2 separate regions of the Mus musculus genome follow, and region 2 is linked to region 1. Evidence: chromatin loops called from intact Hi-C (ENCODE). Cell type or tissue: heart. All regions are shown on one strand. Each heading gives the region's core, and the rest is flanking DNA. Links, peaks and the distances in the headings are about the cores only. Region 1 holds the start of Hps3 (HPS3, biogenesis of lysosomal organelles complex 2 subunit 1). Region 2 holds the start of Armc1 (armadillo repeat containing 1).

Evidence for each region. Hi-C counts contacts between places; a loop is a spot of excess contacts. Peaks named below come from ENCODE experiments on the same cell type or tissue, not always from the same donor. Only the 100,000 strongest peaks of a DNase experiment are listed, where the experiment ranks them.
Region 2: it touches region 1 in a loop (2.8-fold over the local background); 2 of 42 quality-filtered maps call a loop at or near these places.

The regions. Positions count from the first base shown.
Region 1 is chr3:20,031,924-20,047,942 of GRCm38, forward strand. Hps3 (HPS3, biogenesis of lysosomal organelles complex 2 subunit 1) reads right to left here and starts at 3,387. Exons shown (of 17, transcript NM_080634.4): 1 at 3,126-3,387. The coding sequence starts at 3,342. In heart, for the core only: a CTCF peak has its summit at 3,320; DNase peaks (open chromatin) are centred at 3,138 and 3,338; H3K4me3 peaks cover 2,025 bases; H3K27ac peaks cover 1,011 bases.
Region 2 is chr3:19,158,306-19,174,324 of GRCm38, forward strand. Armc1 (armadillo repeat containing 1) reads right to left here and starts at 4,790. Exons shown (of 7, transcript NM_028840.3): 1 at 4,605-4,790. In heart, for the core only: CTCF peaks have their summits at 4,624 and 7,114 (motif pointing left); a DNase peak (open chromatin) is centred at 4,876; H3K4me3 peaks cover 2,383 bases; H3K27ac peaks cover 1,676 bases.

The DNA.
Region 1 (16,019 bases), core at 1-8,000:
CAGCTATTAAAAACAATGAATTTATGAAATTCTTAGGCAAATGGATGGATCTGGAGGATATCATCCTGAGTGAGGTAACCCAATCACAAAAGAACTCACATGATATGCACTCACTGATAAGTGGATATTAACCCAGAAACTTAGAATACCCAAGATACAATTTTCAAAACACATGAAACTCAAGAAGAAGGAAGATCGAAGTTTGGATACTTTGCCCCTTCTTAGAACTGGGAACAAAATACCCATGGAAGGAGTTACAGAGATAAAGTTTGGAGCTAAGATGGAAGGAAGGGCCATCCAGAGACTGCCCCACCCGGGGATCCATCCCATAATCAGCCACCAAACCCAGACACTATTGCATATGGCAGCAAGATTTTGCTGAAAGGACCCTGGTATAGCTGTCTCTTGTGAGGCTATGCCAGTTTCTGGCAAATACAGAAGTGGATGCTCACAGTCATCTATTGGATGGAACACAGGGCCCCCAATGGAGGAGCTAGAGAAAGTACTCAAGGAGCTGAAGGGGTCTGTAACCCTATAGGAGGAACAACAATATGAACAAACCAGTACACCCTGAGCTCGTCTCTAGCTGCATATGTAGCAGAAGATGGCCTAGTCGGCCATCAATGGAAGGAGAGGCCCTTGGTCTTGCAAGGAATGCCAGGGCCAGAAAGCAAGAGTGGATGGGTTGGAGAGCAGGGCAGGGGGAGGGTATAGGGGACTTTCAGGGTAGCATTTGAAATGTAAATGAAGAAAATAGCTAATAAAAAATTGTTTAATAAAAAAAATTCCAAACCTACCATCTACATTTTTCCTTCCTTCCTTATTTCCTTCCTTTCTCCTTCCTTCCTTCCTTCCTTCCTTCCTTCCTTCCTTCCTTAATGCTCTTGTAATGGTTCATCATCTCAACTTGATTGGGCAAAGAAACACCTAAGAGCACACCTCTGGTTATTTCTTGTGACAACGTTTCCAAAAATGTCTAGATCATGAGCTCTGACCTAATGAATGCACTAATCCGTTTTGGAAACTTTGGTGTGGTAGGGTTGGGTGGAGGGGAGTCTGGCTAGAGGAAAGAGACTTCTGGGAGGACGGTCACTGATGAAGAGGGGATATCTGGCAATTCTATCTTGCCCTAGTCCTTCCTGTTTCTGCTTTACCTTCTAGTCACCATGATGTGAACCCTACCCACTATGGTGGGCTGAACCCTCTCAAACCATGAGCCACAGAAATCTGGTTACAGGGACCCCACAGATGACTTACTGAGTGCCCACAACTTACAAAGGGAGAGCAGCATTTGGCTGATTAGTAAGTGTAGGCTTGGGGGGGGGGGGGGTTAGGGGGTGGGCCCGTACAAAGTAAAACTGTCAACATGACCCCTCCATGGTATAGTTAAGGGAAATGGTTTTGTTTTATTGAAGATAGGTGGGGTACAGAGAGGAGGGGAGAGCAAGGAGGGAGAGGGAGAAAGAGAGGGAGGAGGGAGATAGAGAGGGAGAGGGAGGAGGGAGAGGGTAGAGTTAGAGGGAGGAGGGAAAAGGCGATGGAGGGAGAGGGACGAGGGAGAAGGAGATAAAAGGAAAGGGAGAGGGAGAGGGAGAGGGAGAGGGAGAGGGAGAGGGAGAAACAGCCAGAAGATCTGGATGAATCCAGAGCAGAGAGAGAAAGAAGTAACCTGAACATGGCCAGCTGAATAGACATGGCCAAGGTTATCTGCAAGAGAGAGAAGAGCACAGTGAGATAGCATGGACTTGGAAATATGTAATAGGTACTTCAGGGACTGAGGGAGGCCTGAGGCTAGCCTGGACCTTGGGATGCTGAGGAGTAGTATCACACGTGTATGTAGATTGAAGAGCCATAGCTCCTTTTGCCAGAGGTAAGGGAAATGACTCCTCTGACAGACAGGAACTGCCTCCACAAGTTCCTGAGGAAGGAAGGCTGGCTTTTAACTAAACACCAGAACTCCTCCTATAGCCATGGAGGAGCTCACGTCTGGATCTTTGGACTGCCCTTTGGAGTTTGGGACTTGGGGTTTCCTTTGGACCTGACAGAAAAAGAAAATGCTTTCTGCCTGGGAAAAAGGCCTCCAAAACATTCACAGTAAATATAAATGCACAGATAGTCCTGGTTGTTGACAAGGTGGATTTGCTATGGCAGAGGACACTAGGCACTGAGAGAACACAGACCAGAACATTTACTCAGAAGAAAAAAAGGCATCAAAGGAGACATCAGACAGGTTTTCTGAACTTAGGCATTGCCAGGGGTCAGCCTATTAATGTTTAGTCATGCATGGGTTAATAGAAGTTACACTCAGAAGTTGAAGTTCAACTGTGGACTGAATGCTACCTTTGAGTTATATGGCCCGTGATACTTATGCCATCCCACATGATTCCTGAAGCTCTTTAAGGCAGCCAACATGGTAATAAAAGCATCTTTGTTCTTCAAGGTTTCAAGAACGAGGTTATCATGGTTTAGTGCTAGCCTCCTCCAGTCGGTGTGGCTCAAGTCATTAGTATCCAACCAGGGCCAAGCATTTGATACAACCCAATGTAATAAATCAACCACAAGTGATAGTGACTTAAGAGGTAAAAGGGCTGGCTCCGATTTGAGATAACTTTTGAGGTCGAGCCTCCTGTGAACTTCAGGATATCATTCTCCCTCCTCTTTCTCTTGAACCAGGTTTGTTTTCTTACATTAATCTTTTAAGGGTCTGGCATAAGTGGAACCGAGCCACACGTCTTTATTTCAAGCTGTGGACGGGATCAGTCAGCATTGCATCTCCACGTGGGGTGTCTGCTTTGTTTTGCTTCGAGACATGATTACTTGTAGCCTAGGCTAGAATGGAACTCACCAAACTGCAGAGGACCTTAAACTTCAGATCCTCCGGTCTCTACCTCCAAAGTGCTAGAATGACTAGTTGAAGCAATCTGAGTAAGGAGGATCAGACCAAGGCTTCAAGCAAACTAGGCAAGCACCGGACCGTGGCACGACACCGGATCTGCGGTCGCTAAAACAACTACACAAAATGACTTTAGCACTTAGTGCCCGACCCACACTGACTGTCAGCAGCCAGCCTAGAAGAGCACCAATCCCTTCCCTACCCAGAGCCCCGCCCCAAAGCCGCTCCTCACCGGCTTCGCTGTAGGCCATGCGCAGCACCCTGCCTAGCGTGGAGAAGGCGCAGCGCTGCCGGCACAGCTCTTCGCCCTGAACAGCGAACGCCTCCACCTTGCAGCCGGCAGCCACGAACAGCGCGTCGCTCCCGCCGCAGCAGACCTGCTCCGGCTCCCACTGGCAGGGGACTACCTGCTGCGACCCAAACGGGTGCAGGTTGTACAGACGCACCATCCCGGCGCCCGGACCGCTGGGCGGCTTCCGCAAGCTTAGAGAGCTGCTCCGGATCACGTGAGCGCTGCGACCACACCCCGGGCACCGCTCCTTAAAGAGGCCGCGCGCTAAGTGAAGTGCTACCCTAAGTGGATGCAGAGACCTCGGTTCCTCTTTGGAGATGTTAACTTTGCTGCTTCTGGACAGATTAGTATGTGAAACCTTCAGCGTGTTTAACACTCGATCATCTGCCCGTCTGTGCCTTGGTCGACTTGCCTTAGACTTTGAACTTTTTTTTTTTTTTTTCCATTTTTTATTAGGTATTTAGCTCATTTACATTTCCAATGCTATACCAAAAGTCCCCCTTACCCACCCACCCCCACTCCCCTACCCACCCACTCCCCCCCTTTGGCCCTGGCGTTCCCCTGTACCGGGGCACACAAAGTCTGCTTCTAAAGGATGAAACTGCAAAACCTGATGTTAAACTCCCAACGTAGGGTTAAACACACCACAAATACTGTGGATCCTACAATGGTTTTATTGAAAAGGGCAAATCCTCGAAGATGCTTAGCAAAAAATAAAAATAAAAAAATAATGCATTGGATGAGAAGATCTATGAAAACATTTTGCAGGCATTTGGCAAAAGTTTCCTCTAAGCCTTAGATAATAGGGGAGGAGAGAGATCCCCGGATGGTCAATATACAGTTCCTAAGTATTTCCTATATTGAAGAAACTTGCCGTCGGAATTTTTCTATTTTGGGAGATTTAATAAACCAGATCTATAATGTTTTTTTAACAATTCTAGAAAATATATGTGTTTGCATGCACATATGTACGTATTGGTTGACTGGAGGATGCTCTTCTTTTTACACTGAAAAGAGCAAACTTCAATTCTCATGCTGATGGTTACCTTGAGTCCTTTGCTCTGAGAATTTATAATGTGGGAGCAATTGGACTGAAGTTGAACTGCTGCCATTTCGAATACCTTCCAGATGACGAGGAATCATGTACTTCATCCTCTACTAGGAACACTCTGGGAGACGGGTTCATTAAACTCAGTGAGCAAAGAATACATGGAATAGTCCAGAGATCTGGGCTACAGAAATCAGGAAAACAAGCAGATTGCTACTCATGTGACATCCATAAACATCCCCTTTCCCTCTTATGAGTATCTGATTTAAGTGTCTGTCTCTTTTGATTAATTTTTCCTCTTCAGGATATTAATTGAATGTAATTTGACTTTTGTGAGATTCATTAAGTCCTAGAATGGCACTACCTTCTCTAGAGATAGCTTCTTCTCCCTTGATATAGTCCCTGTACCTGGCTGACCTAAGAAATTTTGGGAAGAGATTTTTATCTTTATTAACTGTTTTTCTCACTTCTGTGACCATCAGCTTATGAGAAAGCTAGGCTGATTCCATGACAGACTTCAAATTGGCAGCTAAGGAGAATAGGCCTAAATCTCTGTCTCTAAGAACTGGACAATTCCAGGCAAGTCCAGGCCTTAGAAGCCGCCCTGCCACCTGGCCTGAGGCAAGGACACTGGGTCAGCAGCACTTTCCAGACTTCTTCAGCAACAGTTTTCAGACCTCCCCAGCAAGTTTCCAGCCCCCACACCCCAGTAATGGAATGTCTATAGAGATGGACCCAACCTCCATGTCAATCTTGACAGGGTCACCTACCCCAGAATTCCCTAATGTGCTTTAAATCAGGCTTGCAAACTGACTTGGTGGTCTCTGTTCTGGTAATGAGAGACCCCACATTTGAGTCTGGGGTATCATTCTTTGGCAAATCATGGATCCTTATACTTCAGAGAGGAACGGTTTGGTCTAGATCAGTATTTAGGAGGTAGGGTCCATCATGGAGGAAACTGCTTCTACCTGGGCTGATCAGAAAAAAAGAGAAAATGGCCTTCTCAATACTGTTTTGTATCCCTTCAGTCCAAGACCTCACAGCATTGTAGGGCAGAGCCCACATTCAAGCTGTGTCTTCCCTCTTGCATTAAACCCTTCTGAAAATGTGCCCACAGACACATTCAGAAGTGTGTTATATAGTTAATTCTGAATACAGTAAAGTTGATAAAATTAATCATTGCATGAAGATAGCTTCGAGTGAGTGTATGCCTAGTTTCCTTGTTTGTGAGGATCTGTGAGTAGAAACCACTCACTTGTCTCCTGTTACAAAAGCAGGGACCAGGGTGGCATACCATCATGTCCCATTTGTTCTTTAGGACTATCATGACAAATAAAACGCACTGCTTGGTTTCAGCAACAGAGTCCTCCTCCTTCTATTCCTCTTCCTCCTCCACTTCTTCAGTTCTGGAGGCTGGAAGTCCAATGTCAATACATGAGAAGGCCTGCTTTCTTGAGCCCTCTTTCCATGGCTTACAGATGGCTACCTTCTCACTGTCTTCACTGGTCTGTTTCATTCTTGATGTCTCTTCCTCCTCTTCTAAAGATGCCAGCTCTACTAAGATCTGCCCATATGATTTCTCTTAAACTCGGCTATCTTGTAAATGTGCTGTCTGAACATTAGTCACATTCTGAGGTACTGGGATTTAGGACTTTGTCTTGGTTAGGATTTCCATTGCTGTAAAAGAGACACCATGACTACTACATCCACTCCAGTAGTGACTTGCTTGACAGGTTTAGAAACCTGGAAGCAGTCCCGAGGCAAAAAGTTCATGGACACTTGGCCTCCTGGAAACATGGCATCCCAAATATCCAATGCTCCAAACTTGTCCTTGCAAATGGATCTGTGTGCTTTCTTTCAGTATTGTTTTACTATAGGTGCCTCCAAGCAATGATTTGCCAAATACCTAAGCAAAATTGAACTTTGCTTCCTGGCCTTCACCAATGCCCTAGGTAGTCCTTGAGCAGACCCTAGGCTTGGAATTCAGTAAGAATGTTACCTATTCAGTAACATTCAGAATTGCCTCTAGTATTGTAAGAGAGATAGTGAAAGAAATCAGGCATTACTATCTACTACATAAGAGTTAGAAATCTCAGGGCAAGCTTAGCAAAGTAAGTTTAGAATTCTTATTATAGTTATGTATGGCAGACTACATTACTTAGTAGAAAGTCCCCCACACTATCACTTAGAATAAAAGCCAAGTCACTCCCTTATACAGGAATTTACAATGGTTTAGGAAGAAGATCGGGCTGTGGTTTAAGGAGGAACTAGAGTATTGCATTATTCATGAGAAGGTTAACTAGAGCAGAACTCCCTAATTAGAACCATGGCTTGGGCATGAAAGCCCTTGCCCCGGGATTGTAAAGACCTCACACCTGGCTTCTAAGACTATGGCTGACCTTAGATAGAGCTGACTTTGTCTCAGTTGTTTTATTGCCCAGTTCCTGTCAGTCTTTGTGTTTGCATTCCTCTGCTTTGTGTAAGAGTCATGAAGCATCTGGCAACCTCATTGTACCTTGCCAATGTGTCACCTAACTTCCCTATTCTCTTCTGTATAAAACGTTTGATGCTCGATTTGAGAAATTACATTCAGATACAGTACTCTCCCTTGTGGCCGTATTTATTTGTCATTTCTCGCCAACTCTTTTGCCACCTGTCCAGGACCCTGATTTCTCCTGCGGATTGAGTGAGGCCGACTGAGGCCGGTCTGCGGCAGGATGGCGCCTGTCCGTGGCACGTGCCCAAGGCAGTTCTTATAAAAGACAACATTTAATTGGGTCTGGTTTACAGTTTCAGATATTCAGTCCATTATCATCAAGGTAGGAACATGGCAGCAACTAAGAAGGCATGGCACAGGAGGAGCTGAGAGTTTGTATAACTTTTTGTTCCAAGGGCAAAGAGGAGAACTGTGTCCCAGGAAATTAGGATGGACAGTCTCAAAGCCCACACCCACAGTGACACACCTATTCCAACAAGGCCCCACCCCTAGTGCTGCCATTCCCTGGGCCAAGCATATACAAATCATCACAGGCTTCAATAGGCAATTTGAATATAGACAGCTTAGTCTATAAGAGAGGTTGCTAAGGATGATATTCTGGTTGGAGAGACTAACCTTAGGGACTTCTTAGCACTGTATCTCCTGGAGAAGCTTAGGTGGATTGCACAGGTATAAATAGTAGTCCCAGATGGTCATTGGTATTAACCTTCTTGTTAGTTTCAATAGGAATGGCCCCCATAGATTCATAGGTTTGAATATTTGGCCATAGGGAGTGGCAATATTAGGTGTGGCCTTGTTGGAGGCAGTGTGTCACTCTGGAGGCAGGCTTTTGGGTCATACATGCACAGGCTATGCCCAGTGGGGCACACAGTTTCCTGCTACCTGCAGATAAAGATATAGAACACTCGGGCCGTTCTCCAGGACTATGTATGCCTGGATGTTACCATACTTCCTGCTATGATGATAACAGACTAAACTTCTAAAACTGTAAGCCAGCTCCCATTAATTGTTTTCCTTTATAAGAGCTGCTGTGGTCATGGTGTCTCTTCACAGCAATAAAACGCTAAGTAAAGGGGCTGTACAAGAAGAATGTCAAAACAGTTTAGAACTCATGAAATTTGGTTAGCACAGTCATGTTAGGTGTGTCTCAGAGAGGCAGAGCCCTGAGGACTTCATTCTGCTGTGAAGTTTCCAGTCATCATGTCCCTCATAATCTATGAGTTATATGAAAACTCTAAGGGAGTGTCCAGCCCCTCACTGGGCAGTGTCATTGGCACTTACAACAATAGTGGCTGATCTTTTCAAAGACTGCTGCTGGAACAGATAAATGATTCAACTACCACCCTCAGACAAAACTTACGGATGTAGATTGTCAGTAAAATTAGGTGAAAATGTTAGTGGCTGTGATGGAGTAAATCACGGGGAGGGAGCAATTTACAGTTGCCAGGCACACTTTTGACAGTTGAGCCAGGGAGTCTTTTGAGGTCAGGTAACAAGAACAATGGCAGCCCAGTGAGCATTAGCTGACCTGCCTTTCTTGCTAAACCTGGGCAGGTGATCAAGATGATGATCAATTTTTGTAGCAGTTTTGCCCTCAGCTTCCTGATGTGATTTAATAAAAAATTGTTAATGAGTAGGTATGTACCTTGGAGGATTTAAAGTAAAAGTGACTGTTCTTTATATATAAAAGTTTAGATATGTGATTCTTTTAAGATTCTTATAAGACTACTTTTCAAGATATATGATAAAATGATTGATTCACTCTATTTTGTTTGCTTACACTTTGTTAATCAGCAAATTGCTTAAATGTGTGTGGATTCTTAGGAATAATTTGTTTTTTTTTTTCACCTGTAATATGTAAAACATTTACTCACTGTAATCAGTCACTTAAAAAGTAGACTGTAACCACATTGTATTTTTTTTATATTGCTTGAGAGATTTTTTTCCAGGATTTATAAGCTGTGGAGGTAGCTACAAAATGAATCTCCAATTTCTCATCAGCCTAGGGAGGGCAGGCTATGTAGGTGCGACAGGCTATGTAGGGAAGGTAGGCTCTGTGGGGAGGGCAGGCTCTGTGAGGAAGGCAAGCTTTGTAGGGAGAGCAGGCTCTGTGGGGAGGGCAGGCTCTGGATCTTGGAACACTCATTCCTACTCCTCTCTGTGTGCTGAAGTCTAGGATCGCTAATCTACATAGTGTATGGGGTGCTACATAGCCTTGAAGATATGTAGTAATATCTTTCTGGAAAAGTAGCAAAGGTAGATACTCTGATACATGTCACATGCATAATCCCAGTGTGAGACCCCGACCCTCTGTCACTGGTACTTACTTCAAGACATTCCCAAGTGAAACACCGAGATGCAGATCAATGCAAAAGCAAGAGGGTTATTTTCCGTATCGTGGGGGTTGACCTTCAATTAGTCCCTCAAGCTGAGTGACTAGAAGGCAACCATGAATGGCTATTACAATTGGTTTTTATACTTTATAGGGATACAGGTTACATCAGCAAGTTCACAGTTCACACTTATTGGCTAAGCATATTGACCTTTAACTCTATTGGCTAACAAGCATGGGCAAATCATGACATGCATTTAAACTCTACCTTGGACTTTCAGATGACTATCAGTTGGTACATTCTGCAAATTGTTTACTCAAGAATGTTCCTGTAGGTGAAGAATGGAACTTGGCCTAGCCTTGACCCCAGGTGGGAGGGGGAAGCTGGAGTTTGGGATTGGCAAAAGCCCTTATGGTCCTTCATTAGCATTCAGAAGATGGTGGTAGTGGATTGTTGTGTCTGGCCAGTAGATCACAACCTGGGTTCTAGCCTGGAAAGGCATTTTGGAAACCTGGAAGAGAAGAGGGGCTGGGCTGCGCGAGATAAGGAAGGAACCAAGACAAAGGTCTCTGCTCAAGGTTCAATTTTTACTATTCCAGCACTCCGTGAAGTGGAGGGGCCCAATTCCTGCCAAATAATCTTGGAGTCCAGTAGCAGGGTGACCACGTGATGGCTCCAAACAGCAAAGCGGCAGGTTCCAGCAGTAGGCATGGCAGAAAGATTGAGTGGGAAGCTCCATCCCTGAGCAAGCAGGTTTCAGGCTGGGGGAGGGGAGACTACATCTCCTCCCTGTTGTTAATAAAAATAAAAGTTATCCCGAGCTTTTGTCCCCGCCAGCAAGAACACACTTGGGACAACCAGAATCTTCTGTTGCAAAAGCTTTATTGCTTATTTCTCAGGTGGAAGACCCCGAACCCAGAAAATGGCGCTGCTTATATAGCCCACAGTGTGACGTTTCAGCACCTGATGTGGCGTGACAGCTCCTGATTCGTTGCTCACCCATCACCCCATTACTACGCCCCGAGATGGGCAGTGACTAGGCGTGAGTTCACTCTTGCACTTGCGCATAAGGCTTGTTTACTAGTTAGGCACAGTGGAAGCCAGCGCCATCTTATAATGGCGATTGCCCACGGCACACACGCGATTGCTCGAGGCATGGCTCTCCACAAGGTGATAGGGTGCATGGGATTATTTTGATCTTCTTATATCTCTTGAGACCTGTTTTGTGATCAATTGTATGGTCAGTTTTGGAGAAGTTACCATGAGGTGCTGAGAAGAAGGCATATTCTGCTTTAGGATGAAATGTTCTATAAATATCTGTTAGATCCATTGGTTCATAACTTCTGTTAGATTCACTGTGTCTCTGTTTAGTTTCTGTTTCCATGATCTGCTCATTTCTGAGAATGAGTGTTGAAGTCTTTTATGAATGTGGGTACACTTGCATTTGGAGCATAGATGTTCAGAATTGAGAGTTCTTCTTGGTAGAAATTTCCTTTGACCAGTCTGAAGTGTCCTTCCTTATCCTTTTTGATAACTTTTGGTTGAAAGATGATTTTATTCGATATTGGAATGGTTACTCCAGCTTGTTTCATGGGACCATTTGCTTGGAAAATTGTTTTTCAACCTTTTACTCTGAGGTAGTGTCTGTCTTTTTCATTGAGGTGCATTTCCTATATACAGTAAAATGCTGGGTCCTATATATATATCCAGTCTGTTAATCTATGTCTTTTTATTTGGGAATTGAGTCTCTTGATGCTAAAAGATACTAAGGAAAAGTGGTTGTTACTTCCTGTTTTTTTCTTTCGTTGTTGTTGTTGTTGTTAGAAGTAGAATTATGTTTGTTTGACTATCTTCTTTTGGGTTTGTTGAAAGATTACTTTCTTGCTTTTTCTAGGGTGTAGTTTCCCTCCTTATGTTGGTGTTTTCCATCTATTACCCATTGTAGGGTTGGATCTGTGGAAAGATATAGTGTAAGTTTGGTTTTGTCATGGACTGTCTTGGTTTCTTCATGTATGGTAATTGAGAGTTTTGTTGGGTGTAATAGAACGGGTTGGTATTTATGTTCTCTTAGGGTCTTTATAACATCTGCCCAAAATCTTCTAGCTTTCATAGTCTCTTGTGAGAAGTCTGGTGTAATTCTGATACATCTGCCTTTATATGTTACTTGACCTTTTTCTCTTACTGCACTTAATATTCTATCTTTGTTTACTGCATTTGGTGTTTTGATTATTATGTGATGGGAGGAATTTCTTTTCTGGTCAAGTTTATTTGGAGTTCTGTAGGCTTCTTGTATGTTCATAAGCATCTCTTTCTTTAGGTTAGGGAAGTTTTCTTCTATAATTTTGTTGAAGATATTTACTGGCCCTTTGATTAGGGGATCTTAGCTCTCTTCTATACCTATTATCCTTAGGTTTGGTCTTTTCATTGTGTCCTGGATTTCCTGGATGTTTTGGGTTAGGAGCTTTTGGCTGTTTGCCTTTTCTTTGACTATTGTGTCAATGTTTTCTATGGTAACTTCTGCCCCTGAGATTCTCTCTTCTATCTCTTGTGTTCTGTTGGTGATGCTTGCATATATGACTCCTGATCTCTTTCCTAGATATCATAAGGCTTGTTTACTAGTTAGGCGCAGTGGAAGCCAGTGCCATCTTATAATGGCGATTGCTCACGGCACGGCTCTCCACAAAAAGTTAAGAAAAAGGCTGGCCTGAGGCAAAAAAATTATCTATGCTCAATAGTTCTGCCTGAATTCTTGGGGCTAAAGAAAAAAACCTGTCTCCGTGGGATTCCCTAACTTTTCTTATGGTAAACTGTATCTGGCTAAGACTGTCCTTTCTGTCCTAGTAAACAACTAACAGAAAAGCCCTAAGCAGTAGGCTCTGACTTTATAATGCTAATTAGTGCTGAATAGGTAACTTTCTAGTTGAATTTTAAGTAGGGCGTTGGAACCCTGGCTAAGTTTGACTGAACAAATTTGAAATACACTTTATTAAGAATAACACTGAGTTGATATTCCTCTGCATTTTTGGATGACAAGCAGGAAACAGGGAGAAGGGGGTAAAGACCGGCTCCGTAGTACAAGGCCAATTGGCTTTTTTAGGGTGGGAGGCAGCGAAGGACTTGCCCTTCCAACAGTACGGTCTCCAACCTCTCTCCACCCTATTAATTACGTTTAAATAAGGCAACGCTTAACTGAGGTGATCAAATGATTTTCTCATCCATAGATGAGTGGGCTTTTAACCTTGGCTTGGGTGGACATTGACCCGATTCCTCCCGTGGGTGCTATCACGACCCACACCTGTGGCTCTTGGTATCTTTTGGGGAAGGGAGGCAGAGCCTTAGATATTTTTGGTTTTTAGCTGTAAATAGATACCAACCTCCGTCAAACAGGGTATATCCCACAGGAAACTCAGAAATGATCAATCTGGACTTTCCCCTGCAGTAGTTCTCTGCACCAAGTGATACCCATACTGTATTCGTATGATCATGAACCAGTATGCACAGTTCTGAGTACTGTGCAGCTCCTAAAGGAGAATTGTCAACCTCAGATTTAGCAAGGCCTAGACAGGAATTATGTCATTAGTAACACCACGATTTGTGGCTAAATTAGGAGCTGGAAGTCTTCCTCCTTATCCCTGTATTTCCCACAGCCTGAGGAACTAAGGGGACCTCGCAGTAACAGCAAGGGTGAAAAGCCAGAGGCCAGCTAAGGGACTAAGCCCGTCTATCAGAATAAAAACCAATCTCTTTTAATATTAGAAATATCTACTTTTCTAGCCCTCTTGGTAAACCTAAATTTCAACTCAGACTGAAAGCCACGTGCTGGAATGTCCTTGGAATGAAGATAGCAGTTGCCACCTGTGTGCTCTTGGGGGGCGGGGGATGCACGTCTGGCTGGAGAATGTTGATTAACCTGCTTGAAAAACAAAAGATCTAGACAATGAGAAAGTAGGAAAGCAGATCTTCTTTTGGGGAAGTCTAGGTACTTTATTCAGTTGCAAATTAACAAGGCACAAGCTCAGGGCTGGTTTTAGAATAGAAAAAAGGCCAGAGACTCTCTGGAAGTGGGGTATGTGCTCTGAATTAACTTTGCTAGGTAGTTAAGAATATAGGAATCTCTAACATTGGACTGAATATTAGACCAGTCTAAGATTGAGTTAGAATGACTGGTCACACTGAAGAAAAGAGAAAAATCATTATGACTCTATTAAATGACTAATTTTACCAAGTCAGTATATACAGTCTCTGATGAACTATTGCCATAAAGTTAAAAGGCTAGAAGCTAGTCTAAACTGGAAAAATGGCAAGCAAGATGGATCTAAAACATGAATTTAATTTAGTTTTTTAGTCATTACAATCAGGACACTGAGTCAACTTACCTGCCAGCTCGACACACGAATTATCTAATATGCTTCTGCAGTGTTCTGTGGAGAAAACCTGTTTTCCCCTTTCCTAATAAGGTAGCTGTTTTAGGATCAATCTATAAGCCAACAAGTAGATCCTTTTAAGATACTATAAAGCATTTATTAAATTCTTTGACATTTAAATTTCAAATTTTGAAAATAAAGATATGATTTAAATAGTGTGCATGGGAATGCCCTAAATAGTATGTATGGGGATACAATTTTTGTCTTTTAAGAAGTTAAAGTTTTAAAATTTCACAATACCTAAACTTTTGAATTAATAACTTTTTGAAAAAACATTTTAAATACTTGGCTGTAAAGGGGCAGTGACTAATTGCACTTTCAATCATTTTTCTTAAGGAGCGGTTGTAACTAGAAAGCTTGAAAAGTTATTAAGAGTCACATGTGCATAATTTATTTATTTATTAACTAGAAATATGCATAAGCAATTGTAAATTTGAGAATTAATAGTATCTGAAGGATGAACAATTTAAGCAATTGTGAGCTCAGAGATATGGCATTGACTATTAATGTACAAATTAAGGTTTGATTGTTTAGCATTTAAAACACCATCTACAGCACACAACTAGATTATTTGTGCTGGAACAAGGGAAACTATGTCTTAAGACTCCGCCCCACAGCAGCTAGTTGGGCCCACGTGGGCCAATGATCGGCTGGGAGGATGAGAAAAATGACTTTACAATAATGTTTTTTTTTTTTTTCTGGCCAAAGAATTGTCTTGGGCACAACTAATATTTAATTACCAATGAATATAATTAATAACAATTATAAAAGCTTTCTTTATTTTTTGTAAAACCTTTTGTAGTAAACTAAAACCCTAAGTAATAAAAGTATATTGTCTCTGAATCCTTTGGGTGAGAGCAAGGATTTAAGGTAAACTTTCTTTGAGAAGCATTAGTTAATAAAATACTTTCCACTTAGGAAACAATATACACTGAAAGATTAAAACTCTTGGCTTCTTGTATAGAAGCAGAAACAATAAAAAATTTTCTTACATAATGTAAAGTTACATTAGCCATACCTAGAGGCAAAATTTTCTAGAAATTACCAGTTCACCAGAAGCAAAACTCTTTGAATTTAAGCATTATTTTAAACATCTGAATAGATCTGCAACACTGTTAAAAAGAAATTTTCTTGAACACAGGGAAAAACTTTCTCAGGCACTGTTTGCAAAACAAAAGAAAGGCCACAAGCCGCTCTGGGGCTGCCCAGAGCCCTGCATTGACTCAAACGTAAAATACTTTTTAATCTGAGCATCTTGGCTCTCCTGCAATAAGGACCGATTCTAGAGGAACAATATAACAGTCTACACCTCTAATTTTTGATACTCTATCTTAAGATGACTTACAGTTAAAACATTCTTCACAACTTTAGTGTTGTGAAAAAATTGCCCATACTGCAGTTTCCTGCCAGGCTGCAACTATAGCCAAACTGATTGTTTGAGGGTCTAATCTATTCACAAAGACAAACATAACTAGATAACTTTGTCACAGTTTTGTATGAAGTAAGCTGTATTAGCACTTTCAAAAGATGATTACTCTTGTAATTATCTTAATTACAATATATAGGTGAATTAAAGATCTTAAATTTGAAATCAAACTGCAAACTGCAGTCAATGGAACACTGGCAATTTTAACCATAATTTTTAAGTTTTCGTTGCAATATTAGAATATATCTATAACTTTTGGAAAGCAAAACCCAAGTTTAAAACAATTTATCATCTTTAAAATCAATGTTAGAAGCATTACTATCATATTACGAAGTTTGGCTGCCAATTAATACCTATGAATACCTATTAAAGCAAGCTTTAATGCTTTAATAAAGAGGCATTGCTTTAAATCTTATCTTAAATTTTACTATTTAGGATAGGAACCACATTAATTATTATCTAAACTAGAAATATCTTTAGAGACCCAGCCTCTTGGCCTGCCTTATGCCACGTGTCGGAAGGACTCTAAACTTGAGTTATCAAATTTAACACTAACCATCTGTAGCAATGTAACAATTATTAATCTTAACCAACAACTTATGAGCTGAATGTGAAAACATGCAGAGCACATTATCAATAAAAAGGAACCAAATGAAGCAGTTACATTTAGACCAATCAGAGAATATTAATTTTTGTAGCTACAATAATAGAATAAAAGGCACTTTACCATTGTCAAACACATTAATCATGAACCATTTATCAGCTTTTTTACTCCAAAACTAAGAGGCTGTGCACTTGCCCCTTTTTCCTAAAACAAAACAGTTTTTCCAGCAGGGGCCCTCCTGCCATGTGTCTGATTCCTGGCTGAAACACGTGGCAGCTCTCGGCTTTGCAGATAAAGTTTTTTATACCATCTTTATTATCCAACATAAAACATAGAACATTCATTCATACAGACTGGACATGAACATACATGAATTGAACACGAGAACAGATTGGTGCACCAGACATTAGACAAGACACAAAAGGGAACAGAGTATTCCTGCTATAAGGCCCAGAGAGAACAAAGCATGGCACTCCTGAAATTTCTCTCTGCTTTTTGGGAC
Region 2 (16,019 bases), core at 2,918-10,917, 870 kb before region 1:
AGAGATGCACAGCAAACTGTGAAATCTCCTAAAGCAAAGGAGAAGAGCAAAGGAGACCACCCTTGCCAAGCCCTGTGGCCTACCTGCAATGCAAGCTGCCTCAGACACTGAGGCAGGAAGAGCTCAAGTTCAAGGCTCCCTGGGTGACTGACTGAGACCCTGACTCAAAATGAAGACTTTGTTCAAGGAACAAGCTAAGTGGCAGAGCACTGCCTAGCACACCTTACTTAGTTTCCGAGTTCAATTCCAAAGACAGGGAAGGAAAGCAAGGGAGAGAGAGAAAGAAACAATAAAAAAGGGCTTCTCTCTAATCTGTGCCTCAACCAAGCAATCTGGGAGACCATGGTACAGGCACTCGCTGCCAAAGCTGACAACTAAGTCCCACATCTGGAACCCAAACAGAGGAACAAGAGAACCAACCCCACAACTTGTCTCTGACCTCCACCCTCCGCACATGGTGGCATACATGCACCAATATGTACATAAACCTAGATACAGTAAATGAATGCATGCTCACACACACACACACACACACACACACACACACACATACACACACACTACAACAAAGCCAAACACAGCAAACAGTGGCTTTTTCACAGTGTCCAGGCTTTGACACTGTAACACTCTGTTTTTATCTGTCATCCTTCAATAACTACTCAATGGAGATCATCCCTTAAATGTTATATATAATCTTCTCCTTCCTTTAGAATGACGTGCAGTCAAAATATCTTAAAGTTTCCAGTCCTCACACCCTGCTGATAAGGGCTCACACTGGGGTCTACCTAGGGAAGGGTCAGAAACTCAACACCAAAACAAGGAGAGTTGTAGGTCAAATGGCACAGCAATGACAACTTTTAAACGAGGTAAGAAAAGCAGGCAGGAGTTCTCGGATTTGCTCTCCAAATGACAGGTTTAACATAAAACTTCAAAGCAAGGCTATTCAATGTCAGAAGTTCATTTTATTTTAGTATCTGGATGGCATCAGGTTACAGACACCCCTTTTTGACTATGTGGCTGAACCTTTTCAAATAATCAATGTTTTAGCTGCAGATTGCTGAGCTCACATAACCAATTTTTATTTTACCTTACTTTGATTTGTGATACAAGGTCTCAGTGCACAGCCCGAGCTAACCTCCCACTCTGCTAAAGCTCCCTGAGTGCTGAGATTGCATGAGTGCATGACCACGCCTGTCAAAACAGGAAGACAGCAACTGGCCTGGGGATGAGACCCTAATTTCATTCCCTAGTGCCATAAATGCATTCAATAAAAGAAAAACAGGAGGGAGGGGCGCAAGGCAGGACGCTGGGACAAAGACACCCAATATTCTCTACCTGCTTCTGGAGTGACAGGATATCAGGGGGTTACCGCTAAAAGGTAGAACTTGGAGATGAAGAGATGGCGAGTGGTTAAAAGCACAAAGTGCTCTTGCAGAGGACCCAAGTTCAGCTCTAAACTTCCATGTTTGTTGCTCACAACCATCTGTAACTCCATTCCCAGGGTATCTGATACCCTCTTTTGGCCTCCATGAGCACATATGTAAATACATATAATTAAAAATTAATCTTTTTTAAGATAGAACTTGAAGCCCAATTTATATACTAAATATTCTTTGTTAGCTATCAACTTAAATTAACTATCAACTTAAATTGTTTAAGAGAAATATTTTCCTTCACAGGCTGGAAAACTAGTTATATGTGATTACTGCAGGAATTTTCTCCACACTTCTCTATTCCAAATTTAGCAGAAATCAAAATAAATGTAGGAAAGGAATTAATGAGAGCAACATACAATATGTATGAAGATATCATCATGGAATCCATTACTTTGTATGCTAATGTAAAAATTTATTTATTCTGTACCACACTAAAACAATAATTTTAGGGCTGGAAAGATAGTTCTCTTGATAAAGAACCTGCTATGCAACGAAAACTGAGTTTGCATTTCCAACACCAATGTGAGGCTGGATGCAGTGCTGCATGCGGTCCTAGCTAGAGAGAAACACCCAGGTGGATCCTTGGAGGCTCACTGACAGCCCCATCTCGAAGAGTAACCTGGAGGGAGCCTGAGGAAGCCCCTTGGCCTCCACACACATGCACAGACGTGCACCCTATGTGCACACATGCACAGACTGACCGTTGTGGAGATGACTGAGTGGGTAGTGCTGACTGAGCAAGCACAAGGGCCTGCACTTGAATCCCAAGCCCCAGTATAAAACAACAAAAGCAAGCACTTGGTTTTACACATCTGGTGATCCCAGTGCTGGAGCTAGAGAGGCAGGTAGAAGGCAGAGCACCGGTGAGCCAGCTTAGCTCCTCCAGGTTCCGCAAAGACCCTGCCTCAAAAAGGAAGGCTGAGTAAGAGATGGAGGAATATACTCAAAGTTGATCTCCAGCCTCCACAGCATTCATACAGACACAGACACAAGTGTGTGCACACACACAACACACATGCACACAGCAAAGAGAGACAATAATTTTTAAATAACCTGAAATGCTGTCCTGAGCACATTTATAGTAGCTAATGAACCACAAGCAAATAAAAGGTTAAAACAAAACAAATGGAAACCCTTTTCCTTCTGTAATGAACACCACATTAGCACAAACACAAGTGTGCTTGTTCATCTGTTTGCTAGTTGCATTTTCCATCAAAAGCACTAATGTCAAGAAGCGTGGACCTGACAGCGTCAAACAATACAATTTCCTTGGGCCTATCCAAATGAGTAGGTGTTTCTGAAGGCAAGACCCAAGACCTATGCACATCAAATAATTTCTGGTGCAAACAAGAGCCTGAAACTTTACACTGCTGTATAAATGAATGCCTCTGAACACAGCACTGAAAGTGGGGCTAGAGATGGCTGGACAGTTAGGAATAGTGACTGACCTTCCAGAAGACCAGGCATCAAGTCCCAGCACCCAGAAAGCAGCTTACAACTCTACCTCCAGTTCCAGGGGATCTGATGCCCTCCTTCTGGCCCCAGGCATGTGCACAGACATATATGCAGTCAAAACAGTCATAGAAAATATTTTTTAATTATTATTAAAACACTAAAAACTAAAACTCTCTGAAACACTATCTTTAACTATTGGGAATTAGGATAAGTGAGTCTGGCAGTTTGTTTCAGCTTTATTATCAAATAACCAAATGAATAAACTGGGAAAACTGGGAGTAGCAGCAATTCTACCCTTCCTTCCAAAACAAACAAAAAACAAACAAACAAACAAAAAACAACAAAAAACTAACGGGAAGATCTTCACGACAAATGGAAGAAACTGGGGGTGGGGCTTACACAGACCTTGCCAAACTGAATATAAAGAGCACAAGGTTCTTTTAATCTAACTAGCCAGCAACAGTAAATCAGCATCCCCTTTGTCTTAATTTGCTCTTTTACTTCCAAAGCCCGCACCTGGTGTCAATTACAAGACAATTATGAAACAGTTAACATTGATGTCTACTTTAAGAGTTGGGACGGCTAAGTTAAAACTCTCAAGAGACACATTCATTTTCTGAAAAGGGAAACGTCGTGCAAATGACAAAAGCTTTGTTCTCATTTTTCTGTATCTCAGTCTGAGTAGAGGTCACAGTGCATAGGACGTATGCCTTTACTTTTTCTTCTCCTTACTTAGCTCTGGCTGACCTATGTAGTTGAGATGAGCCTGAAACTAGGAGGGATCTGCCTGCCAATAGCTACCAAAGCAGGGATTAAAGGCATACCATCACGACCCAAACTTATTTTCTCTTCCTTGGCTCTATGTTGACAAACAGAACCCTTCGCAAACTTTAAGGACACTGCGATCACCTAAGGGACCTTGCCAAAAGTAAGTTCAAGCTCAGTGGGTGTAAGTGGGTCTGGGAATCTGAGATGTCCAACCAGCTTCCAGATGAGGATGCCAACGGGCAAGAAGTCTTGAAGCACGGAGTTAGAGACACGCGAGACATCAGTGTCTGGGCAGATGTCAGAAAGGTATTCCTTTTCTTATAGCTAAGAATCACCACTTAGTTAATAGAAGTATTTAGCCCTCACGTGCTAAGAGCTGCTGCGGGCACACACTTATCCTAAATCCTTAATGATTAAGCCGGGTTGAAAAGCAACTACCACTATCAAACGCCGAGACCCGATCTGGCTTCTCCTTGCAATTATAACTGTAACTCTTTTGGAATTGAATTACCGTCTCCAAGCCTCAGTTTCTTCAGGTAGCAGTTTTGAGCGGGTAACAGGGTGGGAAAAAAAAAAGGCAAGACAGTAAAATGTCTGGCAAGTACCATGCAAGCACAGAACTAACCCAGTGGGAAACTTCTACTGCAAGCGCTGAGGAGACAGTATCACCAAAGGAGCAGCTAAGTGCACAAATGCCCACCACCTGTGTACACGAGTTTCTCTTGAATGGAGGCCTGCGCGCAGAGGCTCGCAGATTTACAGAAAGAACGCCGCGACATGGACACCCGCTACTCGTAGGGCGGGCTGGCTGGTCAGAAGGAAGAGGAGAGAAGAGCACGTCCGGAGCCGTCCGAGGCAGCCCGCGGGATGCCGGCAGGAGGCGGGCGCAGCGGCCGGCCCGCGCAGCAGCGGCCCCTCGGCCCCACCTCGGCCCCGGCTACGTACCCTCCAGAGCTCCGGGCGTCCGGAGCCTGCCGCAGCATCAGAGCCGCACCCACCACGGCGGACAACGGGCGGCGAAGACCCCGAGCCACGGCCCGACTCAAAGAACCACAGGGCTGAGTCGCTGGCGGCGGAGGAGCTGCAGGCTCCGCGGTGACCCTGTCACCTCTGCTGGCTTTATTATCCCATTGGCTGAAAATGAAGCAACGTGAGGAAGGACACCCAACCAGAGGCGGGATGTTCTCAAACCTAGTAGCTCATTGGTGAGCTAGACCGGACCTATGAGGACCCAGAACACTGAATTGGAACCAAGGGCTCGCCGTCCACGGAGTGCTAAACAAATTTACAGCCATCGTGGCTCCGCGACTACAATTCCCAGGGTTCCCGCGGCAGGAAGGGCTTCTGCTTCTGTGTGCAGACACGCGAACAGAATAGTTTATCTTCAGCAAGTCTTCCAGGTCTGATAAAACAACCTGTAACCCTTCATCCACGTCTGTGCGTCTTTACCCAGAATCTTCGGACGTTTTTTTGTAGTTTTTACTATGAACGTCGACACTGTTTGGCCTCTCTGGATTTCGTTCATTTCTTTTCAGTGCTGCTTTCTAGCAAAGCGAGGGATGCGAAGTGCTTTTGTTGGGTTGGCCTAAGTGATTTGACATTGAAAAGAATTTTGTCTTTTCTCTTGTCAGAGACTTGTGTTAAGAGAGTTCTCCAGTTCATCATGAAGTTTTGTTAATGCTGTTTTCTATTTATCAAAGTAAAGACATACTTGTTTTATCGATACTAGTTACCGAGGAGTTGCTCTAGGTACGTTTTATTTTCCAAAGTATTTCTGAAATTGTTATCCAAGTCTCGCAGGCTAATCTGAAAATAATACATCCATCCACACTCCTTTTTGATCTTCGTTTCTACAATCTTATTCTGACGTGTTGCTCATACATTAAAGTTACAGGGACTTTGTTGTTATTCTTGTTACAAGGAATTTGAAAGGGCTTTAATTTGGAAAGGATGTGGAAGACACCACACCGGACTGTATTCTACGCTATTATCTCCAATATTTTGTAAGTGAATTTATAAACCAGACCGCCACGGCGGAATCTGAGCACTAAGTAGGTAAAGGCTGAAGGCAGACCATTTCAAGTTCAAGCCCAGTTTAGGCTAACTAAAGCTTCACAGAAACCTTGACTTAAAAAGAAAAAAAAAGAAGAAGAAGAAGAAGAACAAAAGAGTCCATCTCTTGAGTTTCTTAATGTTCCCGTGCTCTTGGTTATCTTATTATTAAAACCCAAAATGAAAACAAGTCCAAAGTAAAGCTTGGTAGAAAACAAGAACAAGACTCTAAATAACCATCTCACCTACAGGCAAAAGCCAGTCTGTGTGCTTTATTCACAAAGCCAAGACAGGGATTAGTGGTAAGAGAACATTGAGCCTAAATTAAAAACAGTGAATGTAGAAAGCAGGAAAAAAAAAAAAAAAAAGTAAATATACTAAGTCCAAGGGGCATACCCAGTACAGCACAACCTATCTGGCTGAGTAAGTGAAGACTTGCCCAATATTCTAATAAAAGGTGACTCAGTAATCCAGAAAGGAAAATTCGCTGTTTTTGCTAATGTTAATCTGCCTATTAAGAAAAGACATATAGTATTTTCAGAATTAGTAAGTAATGACAGGTTATTTTGAGCCAGTCGGTGAAAATATGTCTTTACCTATTGAAAATTCACCATCTGAAATTTAATGTATTCACACTGATGCCATTAAAGCTCTGCAAAGTCTAAACTTTGTGCAAAATGCCATTACCAAGAAAAGATGGCTGAAGCTAAAAAGCAAAGGTAGCCTTAACAAAACATTAATTAGTGCTTCCTAAACTCCTGTGAATGGATTACAAGCCTCAGGGAAGTCTTTTAAGTCTTTATGGATTCACATTTCTAGTTTAAAAGTGTCTGAACTTGACACCTGTGAAGTTGTGCTACCTACCATTATCAATCGTTGCTTGGGTCTAGCCACAGGACAGGCTGGTACGTAAAGTTTCTCAACCACTGTTGCTTAAGACAATATTCAGATCTCTGTAGTTTTATTTAACAATCGTCTTTTGAATACACACTCTGTGCCAGAGACAATCTTAGCTATGGTTCAAAGTGAAAAAAAAGAACAAAAAAAAAACCCCACAACCTGCTGTCCTTCTGGCATTTTGATATCAGATAATCCTTTTTCAATTTTGAAATTTTAATCTTGTTTTTAATTTTCTTACAGGTACAGATTATATCCTCCCACCCATTTCTTCTATCTCCCATTTAGTTACCCTTCCCAATTTCACTTCTACTTTAATGTTCTCTTTCATGTTCTGTATACATTCATGATTTTATGTGATTATATAAAATCTAGTGTCTTGGGGCTAGAGAGATGGCTCAGCGGTTAAGAGCACTGACTGCTCTTCCAAAGATCCTGAGTTCAATTCCCAGCAACCACATGGTGGCTCACAACCATCCATAACAAGATCTGGCGCCCTCTTCTGGAGTGTCTGAAGACAGCTACAGTGTATTTACATAAATAAATAAATCTTTAAAAAAAAAAATGTCTAGTGTCTTAGTTAGGGTTTCTATTGCTGCAGTGAAACACCAGGACCAAAGAGCAACTTTGGGAGGAAAGGATTTTCATTACTGTAGGAAAACAGGACAAGAACTCAAACAGGGAAGATCTTGGAGGCAGGAGCTAATGCAGAGACCACGAAGGGGTGCTGCTCACTAGGCCTTCTTATAGAACCCAGGACCACGAGCCCAACGGTGGAGCTACTCTCAGTGGGCTGGGCCTGCCCCCATCAATCACTAACTGAGTCTTAAAGGAGGCATGTTTCTCAATTAAGGTTTCCTACTTTCACATGACTCTGTTAGTGTGTGAAACAAGTTGACACAAGACTAGTCAACAGCCATAGGAACTACAAATGAAAGAAAATATGAGATTTATCTTCCTGAGACTGGCTTAATTAATGTAATATGATTGTCTCCAGGTATGTGTATTTTCCTACAAACAATATAACTTAATCCTTTGAGCCGGGCAGTGGTGGCGCTTGCCTTTAATCCCAGCACTCCGGAGGCAGAGGCAGGTGGATTTCTGAGTTTGAGGCCAGCCTGGTCTTCAAAGTGAGTTCCAGGACAGCCAGGGCTACACAAAGAAACCCTGTCTCAAAAAAAAAAAAAATCATAACTTAATCCTTTGTGGCGAAAAAGATCCCATTCTATGTACATGCCACAGTTTCTTCATCCAGGTGACTTGGTGCCATCATTTAACAATCATGAATAGTGCTGTATTAAACAGTAATGTGCAAATGTCTCTTTGATTGATTTATAGTTTATTGGAAACTTCTGTACCAATTTCCATGGATGCCAGACTAGTTTACAGGACAACAGCTATGAATATGAGTTCCCTTTCATTCACATCCTTGCCAGGATTAGTTCTCTGACCTTCTGATTGGTACAATAGAATCTCAAATTTGTTTTGATTTACATTTCTCACATATTGATCAGGTCTCTTCTGTATACAATTTTTGTAGACTGCTGACTTCGATTAGCCCATTTAGTAAGTAAGTGTGAGTTATTCTTTTTTTTTTATTTATTACATATTTTCCTCAATGACATTTCCAATGCTATCCCAAAAGTCCCCCATACCCCCCCCCCACTTCCCTACCCACCCATTCTCATTTTTTTGGCCCTGGCGTTCCCCTGTACTGGGACATATAAAGTTTGTGTGTTGTGAGTTATTCTTGTTCAGTTTTTTAGTTATTGTATTGTCTGGATATTAATCCAGGATGTTCTTTATTAAGTATTTCCTTTGCATCATAGGAGCCTTTCAATTTCATGAGGTCCCATTTGTCAGTTATTGAAATTATTTCCTAAGCAACTGTAATCCTATTAGAAAGCCCTTGTCTATGCTTTTTTTGGATATCTTTTGCTTTACTTTTCTTCTAACAGTTTCAAAGTCTTGGATCTTGCATTAATGTCTTTGATCTGTTCAGAGTGGATTTTTATGCAGTGTGAAAGGTAAGTATCTAGTTTCATGCTTTTATATGTGTATATCTATCTTAGTTAGGGTTTTGCTGCTGTGAACAGATACCATGACCAAAGCAGCTCTTATAAGGACAGCATTTAATTGGGACTGGCTTATAGGTTCAGAGGATTAGCCCATTATCATCAAGGCGGAAGCATGGCAGCGTCCCAGCAGGCATGGTGCAGGCGGAGCTAAGAGTGCTACATCTTCATCTGAAGGCTGCTAGCAGAATACTGGCTTCTAGGTAGCTAGGATAAGGGTCTTAAAGCCTACACCCACAGTAACACACCTACTCCACCAGGGCCACACCTTCTAGTAGGGCCACCCCCTGGGCCGAGCATATACAAACCATCACAATATCTGTTTTTATTTATTTACTTACTTACTTATTGCTGGGCCAGATGATTTCCTTGACTATTAGTGAGTTCTACACCAATGTGGGCTAAGACTATCAGACTATGAGACAAATAACCAACAGCTCGACCAGGAAGATCGCTCGGCAGCTTGCCACCGATGATGCAAGCTTGTCCTGCTCCAGATCCCTGGAATGTGTAGTTACTTTCCTCCTACTGTGAGGAAATCTTAGGAGCACAAGCAACTTAGAAGAGAATACAGTTAGATATTCAGATAGGTTAGACACAACAACAGTTGTCTAGGGCTCACCTGGAAGTCAGGGGCAGAGAGATCACATTTTTTCTACTCATAGTATTTAAATTAGGGTTTCTATTGCAGTGATAAAACACCATGACAAAAATTGACTTGGAAAAGTTTATTTCAGTTTACAAAGCTACACTACAGTCCATCAACAAAGGAACTCAAAGCAGGAGCCCTGCTTATTGGCTTCCTCATCATGGTTTGCTTAGCCTACTTGGATGTAAAATCAAGGACCACCATCCCAGAGGAGGCACTGCCCATGTAGTAGCTGGATCCTCCTACATCAATCATTAATCAAGAAAATGCCTAACAGATTTTTCCTACAGGCCAATTTTATGGAGGCATTTTCTCAATTGAGGGTCCATCCCAAGTGACTCTAGCTTATATCACACTGAAAAATAAAATAAAAAAACAGGACCATTAACCCCTTGTTAACTTTACACACCAATACAACACTATTAACAGTATCCTTCCCTTTCTTGCCTATCCCCAGGATCTCATATATTGGTATTAATATCATATATAAAACATCCTAACTTCAAAATCACCACAGTCTTTAAAAAGTCAGACACTAAACATATGGACTCTTTTTGAAATGTTCAATATCTTTCTAAAAATCCAATATTTCTAAAACTCCAACGTTTCTCTAAAATATCTAAAGGTTCATAACTAGGTTCCTGTAAAATCAAAATAAGTTAACTGAGTTCCTAATCCAAGAGGGGATGACCAGGGCACAGTCACAATCGAACCTAAACAAAGCCAAAGTCCAACAGTATAAAAGCTCCGTGAGAAACTTCTGGAACCCACTCAGGATCCTCTGGCCTCCAAAGGGCTTAGGGAGTTCCATGTCTCCAGGTCTGCTACATACCGTACACACAGTTTGTCTCATAGGCTCAGGCTTGCTCCACTCTGATGGCCGTCACATTATACTGACCTCTCCAAAAGTCTGCTGTCTCTACTGCAAATGGGATGCACATTTATCACTAGCTTCTCCTGGGCTCTGTTTGGGGACTCTGACCTTGCTTCACAGTGCCACACCTCAACTCTGCTCCATGATCCGGTCAATACTGAGGCTTTTACTGCCACTGAGGCTGCACCTTCACTAACGTCCTCTTCTAGACTCTCTTCAGGATCCTGCCACAGTGTCAAAACCTCAGCTTTTCTGCATGACTCCTTTCAGGCCTTCAAAACCAGCACCACTTGGGTAGCTCTTACACATTACCAAGTTTGGTTGCCAGAATGAGAAGCAACTTTGGCCCCCTCTGTATCCCAGCTCCTGTGTGCTGGCCCCGAGGAAACACTTCTCCGAGGTTTTTGCCAAAGTGATGCTGATCTCTTTAATTGCAGCTGACTCCTTAGTCCTACATGGCCAGTATCAGCTGACCTAGGAAAGCAAAGTTTCGTTTTCACGGTTTTGGTCTCTTGTTAATCACAGCCAAATTTTCCTTTCCCAGTGACTAGAACTACTATTCTTAATTCAAAATAACAAACAAATGGCCCTGATAATGGCCTTGCTTCTCTTTAAACTTCACCAGCCGGGCCTCCAGCGGCAAGATTACTCTCAGCATTATCTTCCAAGTTCACACAACCACAGCTTATTAAGCTCTGAGCACGCCATGGCTTTTCTAGCGCAAAGGTCCAAAGTTCAAACATCCTCAAAACACATGCTCAGGTTTGTCAGCAACATTTCACTCCTGGCACCAATTTTTGTGTTAGTTAGATATCCTTTGCTGTGGTTTCTAGAGGGGGAAAAGTGAGGAAAAGCAATTTGAGGAGGAAAAGGATTACTCCAACATTAGTTCCATGCACATTCCAACATCACAGTAAGCAGGAAAAGAAGCAAAGGTCACGGGGCACTCTGCTTACTGGCTTCCTCAGCCTGCTTTCTTACACAACCCAGGACCACCTGCTCAAAGGTGGCACTGCCCCTAATGGGCTGGGCCCTCCCATATCAATCATTAATCAAGAAGAATGCCCAGCAGACTTGCATACAGGCTAATCTTATGAAAGCATTTTCTCAATTAAGAGTCCTTCCCAAATGACTCAAGCTTGTGGCAAGTTGACAAAAATCACCAAACAAACCAGGACAGAACACTGGGGTGGGAAGGGCAGACTATAAAACATCAAAAGTCTTTTCCTAGAACTGTCTCTTAATGTGGACATTTCACATCCAAAACACTGCACCACATCAAGGAAGGAGAGAACTGATTCCACAGCCTTGTCCTCTGGCACAGTGCACACTGTGGTGGGTATGTCTGCCCTTCAAACTGTCTCTCCATCATCAAACACTCTCTCTCACTCTCGCTCTCCCACTCTCACTCTCTCTCCCACTCTCACTCTCTCTCTCTCTCTCTCTCTCTCTCTCTCTCACACACACACACACACACACACACACACTGTAATTTGCCCTGTGTGGTAACACACACCTGTAGTCACATGAGTAGGGAGATGGAAGCAGGAAGATGAGGGTTTCAACCAGGGCTGGAGGGAGAGCGGTATATAAAGACACTGATGGTCTGAGTTTAGTTCCAGGATCCACATGGTAGAGGGAGAGTACAGACTCCTGGAAGTTGTTTTTTGATATCCACACACATGCCTTAGTATATGAAGTCCTCTTTTACACAATAAATATTGAAAGCAAATTTAGGTGGTACGGTGCAGCTCTGTGGTAAAGGACTTCCCTAGCATATTCAAGGCCCTTCCTTTCTCAGCAATAGAACATCAAAACCCTCAAATGTGAGCAGGTAGCACGTCACAGCATGTCTATGGGAGTTAGTTCTCTCCTTTTGGAGGATCCGTAGGCAGTTAATCATTGCTGGGGGAGGGAAATACATGTTTTTCAGAAAACTGCAAGTTGTCCATGATAATCTGCTTAACCCAACTAAATTCATTGGTTCACAAAGAAGGAAGGAAGTAAGAGAAAGAGGCAGGAAGAAGGGAGGGAGGGAGGGAGGGAGGGAGGGAGGGAGGAGATCAGAAACAGGAGGAGGGCAGGCAAGAGAGGATGATAAAGGATGACTATGTCAAATACTCTATATACATGATGAACATCTAGTGCAATCCATTCTGCATATAATTAATATGTGCTTTAAAATGCATAAAAGGTGTCAGTAGACAACATAATCTGGAATATTACTGATAGAGACAAAAACAGAATAAAACCCTATAATATTTGCCATAAAATGAAAAATGTAGCCAGAAAACCTGAAAAGGAAGGCAAACTCATGTCTGTCGGTAAATACAATGTAATGTAAAAGTAAGAGCAATCCCTTGGATATCTGATGGCCAAGTCTAGGTCCCACCATGATGACAGCAGGTACAGTGAGCAGGGCAAGGACTCCCATTCAGTTCTGTGAAGATGTAAATTTGCACAGCACTGTAAAGAGCAGTGAATCAAAATCTATTCCAGAAAATACTACACTTTGACCCAGCAATTGTGACCCGAAGACTAAAGATTCTGGGGCTGGAGAGATGGATCAGTAATTAAGAGCACTTATGTTAGGTGGCTCACAACAGCCTGTAACTCCAGCTCCAGGGGAATTCAACAAGCCTCTTCTTGCTTCTGCAGATATTCACAGGCACAAGCGTAACTCTAATTATTATTATTATTATCATTATTATTATAAAAATCAGCAGCAGCAGCAGCAGCAACCATCACCATCATCATAAGGAATCTTTAGCCAGGTGTGGTGGTATATACATTATATCACAGCACTTCAGAGGCAGAGGCAGGTGGATCTCTGTGAAGTCACAGGCAGCCTGATCTACACAGTGAGATCCAGGGCAGCCGGGGCTATTTAGTGAGACTCTGTCTCAAGAAGAAAAAAATAAAAAAGAGAAGAGAAGAGAAGAGAAGAGAAGAGAAGAGAAGAGAAGAGAAGAGAGAAGAGAAAAGAAAAGAAGAGAAAAAAGAAAAGACAGACAGAGAGAGAGAGAGAGAGAAAGAGAATAGTATATATTTAAAGATAGCTCAGCATTTAAGAGTACATACTGCTCTTACAGAAAAACTAAGTTTGGTTTGTGGTACCTACGTCAAGCAGCTTATAATACCTGTAAGTTCAGCTCCAAATCGGACACCTTCTTCTGGCTTCCAACCACACCTGGACAAATGTGGCAAAATCATGGAATACACATAAAATAAAAGTAAATCTTTTTAAAAGTCTATTTAAGCATGGTGATGCCCATCTGTCATCCCTGCTATCAGAAGGCAGAAGGAGATATAGCTCTGGGTTTGAGGTCAGTCTGGTTTACATAGACAGTTCCAAGACAGCCTGGCCAATAGATTCATAGAGAAACCCTGACTGAAAAAAAAAAAAAAAAAAGAATGAATCTGAAGATTCTAAGGTCCCAGTGAGTACATGCTATTTCCACTGTTCTTTGTAACCCACTGGAACTGAATAGTAAAACTTTGGTGCTGAAGATACCGAATATTTTGCTTGCAAAGAGAAATTAAGCTGGAACTAAGCTAGCGGTCGCCTCCCTATTGGACAGTGTTCGTAATACTAGGACATATTATGCAGATTCCTGGGGGGCAAAAAATCAGCAGTTTTACCCAGCTGTGAATCCTGCAAAACCTTCAAGGCAAGATATGCCTGTTGGAACCCTGGCATAGGAGTAACCAGTTACTGTCTGACTGGATTTGAGGTCTGTTCCACAAGAAGGGATCCATGCCTAGTACCATAAACATGATCAAAAATCTCATGGCTGGGAGCTCATAATCTGCAGGGAGCAGAGAACTTGTTAATGTTGTTTTTGTAAATGGACCTGGTATTAGCTTCTCTTTTCAGTAGGCAGTGGTTAATGCAGAGTCTTGTATCTAGACAAAGTTCTGAGAATATGTGACCACTGAGTGCTGAGTTCTAAATGAGACGTCACTGTCACCGTCTCCACCTTCTGAAGATTTCAGAAGAGGAATAGGATTGTAAGAGCCAGAGGATACAGAAGATTACTGCTAGTTGCTGTCTTCTTGACGTGACCTGACCATTGCACCCATGAAATTATAGTGGCTTTGGTTACTGTCACAAGACCTTCACAAGATGGAACATGTCAATATTCCATCTTGGATGAAGGGAAACTCAAAAATCCTACCCCCTCTTGAGGAGCTATTGATGACTCATGGTTGCTGTGGAAGGGAGAATCATTTTCTTCAGAGGCATAGCCATTGTTAAATGCTCTTGTAACACCCCCCCCTCCCCCCCCCACACAACCTATGCTCACATAAGCCACCCTAATTAAATTAGATGGGAATCTTAGTTAGGATTTTACTGCTGTGAACAGACACCATGACCAAGACAACTCTTATAAGGATAACATTTAATTGGGGCTGGCTTACAGGTTCAGAGGTTCAGTCCATTATCATCAAGGTGGGAGCATGGCAGCATCCAGGCAGACATGGTGCAGGTAGAGCTGAGAGTTCTACATCTTCATTTGAAGGCTGCTAGCAGAATACTGACCTCCAGGCAGCTAGATGAGGGTCTTAAAGCTCACATCCACAGTGACACACCTACCCCAACAAGGCCACACTCACTCCAACAAGGCTACACCTCCAAGTAGTGCTACTCCCTGGACCAAGCATATACAAACCATCACAATGGTGGCTCTTAATCTTCCTAATGTGGCCTTTAATTCAGCTCTTTCCAATGTAGTGACCCCCAACCATAAAGTTATTTCAGTGCTATTCAAAACTGTGATGAATCATAATGTAAAAGTCTGATATGCAGGATGTCTGAAATGTGACCCCATGAAAGTGTAGTTCACCCCCCCTCAGGGGGTGGAGAGACACAGTTTGAGAACCACTGATCTAAACCATAGAAACAAAAAATGCATATAAATTTATGAGAAGAATGATGTTTAGTGCAACACGGTTCATAATAGATGACTATCTTAGTTACTTTTGTAAGGGTTCCTGCAGATGCAAGCAGAGCGACATGTATGTGAGGCAAGAAGGAAATCCCGTTCAACACAACTGAGTTAGCCTCTGCTACTTCAAACTTCTAGAGACTGACATTGAGCCGTTTATTTTAGACATATTTAAGTACAGTACAACTCTGAGCAAAGGTTTTCTCATGACAATTATAACAATATTTTGCCTAGTATATGTAACCTCTTTCATAATGATAGGTTTTATAGCATAAGGGCCTAGGATCTAGTGTGGTCTCCATCACACAGATAGGGAGGAGGTCACCAGCCTATAAAGAATATGTGACATCTCCCCTACGGTTGGTTTCTATTGACTGAGAGGTAAAGATAAAGGTGTAAGCAGGAAGAGTCTGGGATTAACTTAATAGTCTGGGGGATTCAGGAGAGGCCTGGCCTCAAAGACAGCACAGCTCACTAGGCTATTAACAGTATCCATTCCCAGTGGAAAACAGCTATATACATTTGTATGCTTAGATTTTTCAAAACCTATTTTTAATAAGGGTTCTTAAATGCTTTAATGGCTCTTATAGCCCACCACTTCACACATTCCTTCCATTGAAGAGGAGAACCTATCTGCTTATCATCCCTCATGCTTATCTATGAGCACAAAGACCGTGTGTCCTCCCCAACTTTTATATTTCTGTGAAGAGATACCACAACCAAGGCAACTGTGATGGTTTGTATATGCTCAGCCCTGGGAGTGGCACTATTGGATGATATGGCCCTATTAGAGTAGGTGTGGCCTTGTTGGAGAAAATGTGTCACTGTGGGTGTGGGCTTTAAGGCCTCATCCTAGCTGCCTGG